Linked DNA regions of Homo sapiens: region 2 is linked to region 1. Evidence: read pairs that join two places in POLR2A ChIA-PET (ENCODE). Cell type or tissue: Caco-2. All regions are shown on one strand. Each heading gives the region's core, and the rest is flanking DNA. Links, peaks and the distances in the headings are about the cores only.

Region 1 (2,915 bases), core at 181-2,680:
CCTAGGGGAAAGAGCTAAACTCTGTCTCAAAAAAAAAGAAAAAAGAAAAAAAAGAAAAGTAATTCACCTGTTTTTCCACTTAGGGACTCTTTCTGTTTTAGGAGGATGAGATTTTTGAATGTTAACTAATGTCCCCCTTTTTTTATATTTTAATTGTGAAACATACGTAGAAGTTCATAAAACAAAATGCACTATTTAAAGGAAAATGAAAAGTTCAAGGAATGGAATGATGCCAGTCTCCTGGTATCCTTTTTCTGACTCGCCACCCAGAGGTAATCATTACCCTGACTTTTATGGCAATAATATCCTTGCTTTTCTTGGTAGTGTTACTGTCCAGCTATAATCTCCTCAGTAAAGTAGTTGTGCCTGTTTTTGAACTTTATGTACATGAACGCATGCTGTATATTCTTTTGTTCAAGGTTATCTGGTTGTTGTGTGGTGTGTGTGTCTATGGCTCATTCATTTTCATTGCTGTGTGGTACTCGACTGAGATGCTCTTTGATATTTTCTCCTGCTCCCTGCCCTTCCCTAATCAAATAGACCTTCTGCCTCCATGTCCCAGGGATGGCAATATAACCACAGAAAATCAAATTAAAATTATTTATTATTATTTCAAAAGCCCACATCCTCACGGATTTAAACGAGATTTATAGCAGGATTTCTCAACCTCCACCCTATTGACGTTAGACCTAATAATTCATTTGTTGTGGGGATGTCCTGTTCAGTGCAGGATGTTTAGCAGCTTCCCTGGGCTCTACCACTAGGTGCCAGTAGCATCCACGGCCCTCCAGTTGTGAGAACCAAAATGTCTCCAGATATTATTGCCAAACATCCCCAGGGAGGCAAAGTCACCCCAGATGAGAGCCACTGTGAGAAGAAGGAAAGGAAAAAATCAGTTGGGGAAAATGCAGACTGCAGAAGCAACCTGCCTGAAAAGTTACAGCAACAGGCAAAAATGAAACAACCTTGGGGAAAAAAAAAAACAAAAAACCTCAGGCTGCACCTGCGCACAGATAAGCAACTTAGTGAGCTCCCAGGAAAAAAGTTTCTTCCCTTTTTTCAGGCATATATACGGTGGAAACTTGCACAGATGGGGAGGGGGCTTACCTAAAACAAACCCACAGTTAATACAAACTAGAAAAGCAGAATTCGTGATGGCCTAGAGACATACCCACGGCTGCGTAACAGAAGGGGAATTGCACAGACAGCTTTACTGATAAGAGAAGTGACTCAAACTGCTAGAGATAAGAGTTTCTGATAAAAGCTTTTGAACTCAGCTGTAACCCCGCAATCCACTCGGAATCCTCTCTCCTCTGCAGAGAGCGTTTTTTCTGTCACTTTTTTTTTCTTTTTCCTTTTTTTTTTTTTTTTTTTTTTGAGATGGAGTCTCTCTCTGTCGCCCAGGCTAGGGTGCAGTGCCGCAGTCTCGGCTCACTGCAAGCTCCGCCCCCCGGGCTCACGCCATTCTCCCGCGTCAGCCTCCCGAGTAGCTGGGACTACAGGCGCCCGCCACCTCGCCCGGCTAATTTTTTTGTTTTTGTTTTTGTATTTTCAGTAGAGACGGGGTTTCACTGTGTTAGCCAGGATGGTCTCGATCTCCTAACTTTGTGATCTGCCCTCCTCGGCCTCCCAAAGTGCTTTTTTTTTTTTTTTTTTTTTGGAGACAAGAGTCTCGCTCTGTTGCCCAGGCTGGAGTGCAGTGGTGCAATCTCGTCTCTACTCCAATAGAAATGTAATTGGTTTTTGTATATTGATCCTGTATCCTGCAAACTTGTACTTGTTACTAGCTCTAATAGGTTTTTTTGGTTTGTCTTTGTGTGTTCTTTGGATTTTCTATATACAAAACCATGTCATCTGCAGATGCAAAGAATTTTGCTTCTTCCTTACCAATCTGGGTTCCCTTTATTTCTTTTTCTTGACTAATTGTTCTGGTTTTATTTTTTTTTTAACAATTTTCTCTTAAGCTTCTCTTCTGCCAAGCCATGGAATCATGTTAGTAGTCAGTTTGGGATCTTCCCTGCTTTCCTGGAGTTGTGTCTAATTTTTTTTTTTTTTTTTTTTTTTTGAGGCAGAGTCTAGCTCTGTCGCCCAGGCTGGAGTGCAGTGGTGCGATCTCGGCGCACTGCAACCGCCGACTCCCGGGTTCAAGCGATTCCCCTGCCTCAGCCTCTGGAGTAGCTGGGATTACAGGCGCCTGCCACCATGCCCAGCTAATTTTTTGTATTTTTTAGTAGAGATGGGGGGCTGGGCGCGGTGGTTCACGCCTGTAATCCCAGCACTTTGGGAGGCTGAGGCGGGCGGATCAGCTGAAGTCAGGAGTTCGAGATCAGCCTGGGCAACACGGTGAAACCCCATCTCTACTAAAAATACAAAATCAGCCGGGCATGGTGACACATGCCTGTAATCCCAGCTACTCAGGAGGCTGAGGCAGGAAATCGCTTGAACCTGGGAGGCGGAGGATGTGGTGAGCCGAGATCGCGCCATTGCACTGCAGCCTGGGCAACAAGAGTAAATCTCCGTCTCACCAAAAAAAAACAAAGAAAACAAAAAAGGAAAGAAATTAAGAAAACAATCCAATTCAATTAACAATAACATCCAAAAGAATGAGATATTGAATAAATTTAACAAAAGAAATGTGAGTCTTGGCCGGGCATGGTGGCTCACACCTGTACTCCCAGCACTTTAGGTGGCCGAGGCAGGCGGATAACGAGGTCAGGAGATCAAGACCCTCCTGGTTAACACAGTGAAACCCCATCTCTACTGAAAATACAAAAAATTAGCCAATGGCCGGGCATGGTGGCTAACGCCTGTAATCCCAGCACTTTGGGAGGACGAGGCGGGCAGATCACAAGGTCAGGAGGTCGAGACCACGGTGAAACCCCGTCTCTACCAAAAATACAAAAAAAATTAGCCAG
Region 2 (2,915 bases), core at 164-2,663, 220 kb after region 1:
TATTACATTTTTACTCATTCTTTTCTTCTTTCCTTTCTGAATGTCCCAACCTTCTTCTGTTATTATTTCCTTTTTGTTAAGAAGAGCTTCCTTTAACTATTCTTTAAAGGTGGGTCTGCTAGCAACAATTTCTCTTAATCCTTTATCTTAGAATGTCTTTATTTCCCCATTATTTCTGAAAGGATTTAGGGTTGATATTTCTTTCAGCACTTGAAAAATATTATGCATCTTCCTTTTGGCCTCCATAGTTTCAGATGGGACAACCACTGTCTTTCAAATTAGTATTTACTTATAGATAATGTGTAATTTCCCTGTGTTTTCAAGATTTTTTTTCTTTGTCTTTTGTTTTCAGAAGTTTAATCCTAATTTATCTTGGCATGGGTTTCTTTGGGTTTATCCTATTTGGGACTTACTCAGCTTCTTGAAACTGTAGGTTTATGTCTTTTGCCAAACTTGAGAAGTTTTCAAATCTACTCCCTTCCTCCTCTCTTTCTGAGACCTTTATGATATGAATTTAGATCTTTTATTATTTTCCCACAGAACCCTGAAGCAGTGTTCATTTTTTTCTATTTTCTCACTGTTGTTCAAATTGAGTAAATTTTATTGATCTGCTGTCAGATTCATTGATTCTATCTCCACTATGCTATCAAGTTCACTCAAAACACCCAGAAGTTGGCTACATAGAGCTCGCTGGAAGAAGCAGGCCCAGAAAGGGGCAGATTAAGAGACAGACATGTTAGTGACAGCCATAAATTCTCTGAGTGGAGCAAGAAGGAAGAGTGAGGGCTGAGGATAGTTTCTGTGAGATGGCCTCATTTGGAGGGTGAAGAGAAAAGAAACCATGGAGCAGGTGCTGACTTCTGTGTAGAGTGAAGGTGCTATTGTCCTGTTGTCATTTGGCTAACTAGAATGTTTTATGCTGTTTTCTTTTTCTTTCTATTATTTTTTAAAGAGGGAGGGTCTTGCTCTGTCACTGAGCCTGGAGTGTATTGGTACCAGAATGGCTCACTGGAGTCTTGAACTCCTAGGCTCAAGCAATCCTCCTGCCTCAGCCTGTCAAGTAGGTAGGACTAGAGATACAGGCCACGTCACCTGACTAATTGTTTCTTGCTAGGTTGCCCAGGCTTGTCTTGAACACCTGACCTCAAGCAATCTTCCCACTTCAGCCTCCCAAAGTGCTGGGATTCCAGGGGTTAGCTACCTCACTTGGATGTTTTATGCTATTTTCTTGATATAGTGCCTCTCTCTGCTTTGTATAATCAAATATATGACAGAATGATTGCATTTTTTAAGCCTTGAGAAGACCCTTATAGAAAACTGAGACCTAGAGTGTGAAATTACTTCACTAAGGTCACAAGACTGTGACGTGGTAGAATGGCAACTGAACTCTAGAGTATTATTTTCTCTTAGCTTTTCTCTTGTTGCTCCAGCAGTCATTTATTGAACACCCTTTTGGGTGCATTATAGGATAGAAGGGAACATAAGACACTCAAGTTGCTTATAGTTTTACCGGGAAGATAAAGACACAGGAAATAGCCAGGTAGCAGTGTAAGGCCCATTGGATGGCATGCAGAATGAGTCTAGTCAGTGAGGGCACGGGAGGAGTGAAGGAGGGGTCAGGAAGGGCAGGTGGCCTGGTTTCATGGATGAGTCCAGACTCGAGCCTGAAAAGGTAAGTATAAAATGAGGAAATGAGAAGACATTTGAGAAAAAGAGGTATATAAGCCAGGTTTTTAACAACCTACATGTCAAATCCTGTTCTTTCTTATTGGCTCATTTTGCCATGCATCCCTATAAAACTAATGATTTAGTAGTCAGTCTTGTGCTTGTGTGAGGAGAGGCTTTCCAGAGCCAGTTAACCTCAGAAACATAAACCCATTGAATACAGACAGCATTCATTCATTCAGCCTACCTTTACTGAACAACAGCTATGTACCAAATACAATACCAGGTGTTAGAGTTAGAAAATGAACAAGACAGGTCTCTTTCTCTTAAGAAACCAATAATACAGAAATAACATTATTCTCTTCTTAGAAAGAAAAATGTAAAATGTGTAATTGTCTGCTTTATAAACTGACAGTTCATGGAACATTTGTAGAAATTAATCACATTGGAAGACTTGCTAAAAATGTCAATCAGTTCCTCAAAAGTAGAAATAAGACTATCTTTGGTCACAATGCAGTAAGGTAATAAAATGAGGAAATAATAAAAGAAGAACAATTTATCCCTCTTCTACTAAAACCTCTCTGAACTTTTGGGTCAAAGAATAAATTAACCCCAAAATGCAGAATATCTAGAAAACAATATATAGCTCAATCTATGGAATGCCACCAAAATTGTTCTTGATGAAAAATGTATAGTCTAACATCACTTCTGAGGTTAGAAAACAACAATAAAATCAACCTACAGAATGCAAAAGAAAGAAAGATCAAAGCAGATATGAATTAATTAGAAGATATGAGAGAAAAACCAGAATTGACAAATACAAAAGTTGATTTATTGCCAAAACCAATAAAACAGAGATAACATTGGCTAACTGCATTAAGAGGGGAAAGAGAAAAACTCACTAATCCAGAGGATTAGAAATCATAAGTGACAAATAGTAACAGATGCAGAGGAAATTAAAAGAATCATATATAGTACTTTGTGAACTTTTCAGCAAAGAATTTTGACAATCTGACTGAAATAAATGATTTTCTAAGAACATATGAGTCACCAAAAATTGATACCGAATGAATTATTAGACAACCTAAGTAAACAATACCCATGGAAGAAAGTTAGCAAAGAATTTTTCCTGGAAAAACACCAGACCCACAGAGTTTCTTTCATAAGTGAATTTGCTCAAAATTTCAATAAACAGGTCAGTTCTAACTGTAAAGATATTTTCATAGAAAGGAAGGCTTTCAAATTATGTT

The links. ChIA-PET counts read pairs that join two places held together with the same protein. Peaks named below come from ENCODE experiments on the same cell type or tissue, not always from the same donor. Only the 100,000 strongest peaks of a DNase experiment are listed, where the experiment ranks them.
Region 2: POLR2A ChIA-PET joins it to region 1 with 17 read pairs; 4 of 35 experiments call an interaction of 5 or more read pairs at or near these places.

What each region holds. Positions count from the first base shown.
Region 1 is chr9:94,668,257-94,671,171 of GRCh38, forward strand. No RefSeq gene overlaps it. Among named protein-coding and RNA genes, the nearest start is that of FBP1, 30 kb to the left of the region's middle. RefSeq lists an enhancer at 844-983 and a silencer at 971-1,265. In Caco-2, for the core only: a CTCF peak has its summit at 774 (motif pointing right); DNase peaks (open chromatin) are centred at 785 and 1,305; H3K4me3 peaks cover 1,123 bases.
Region 2 is chr9:94,891,781-94,894,695 of GRCh38, forward strand. The region is part of intron 5 of AOPEP (aminopeptidase O (putative)); the gene reads left to right. Among named protein-coding and RNA genes, the nearest start is that of AOPEP-AS1, 52 kb to the right of the region's middle. In Caco-2, for the core only: no CTCF peak of the experiment used is centred there; no DNase peak of the experiment used is centred there.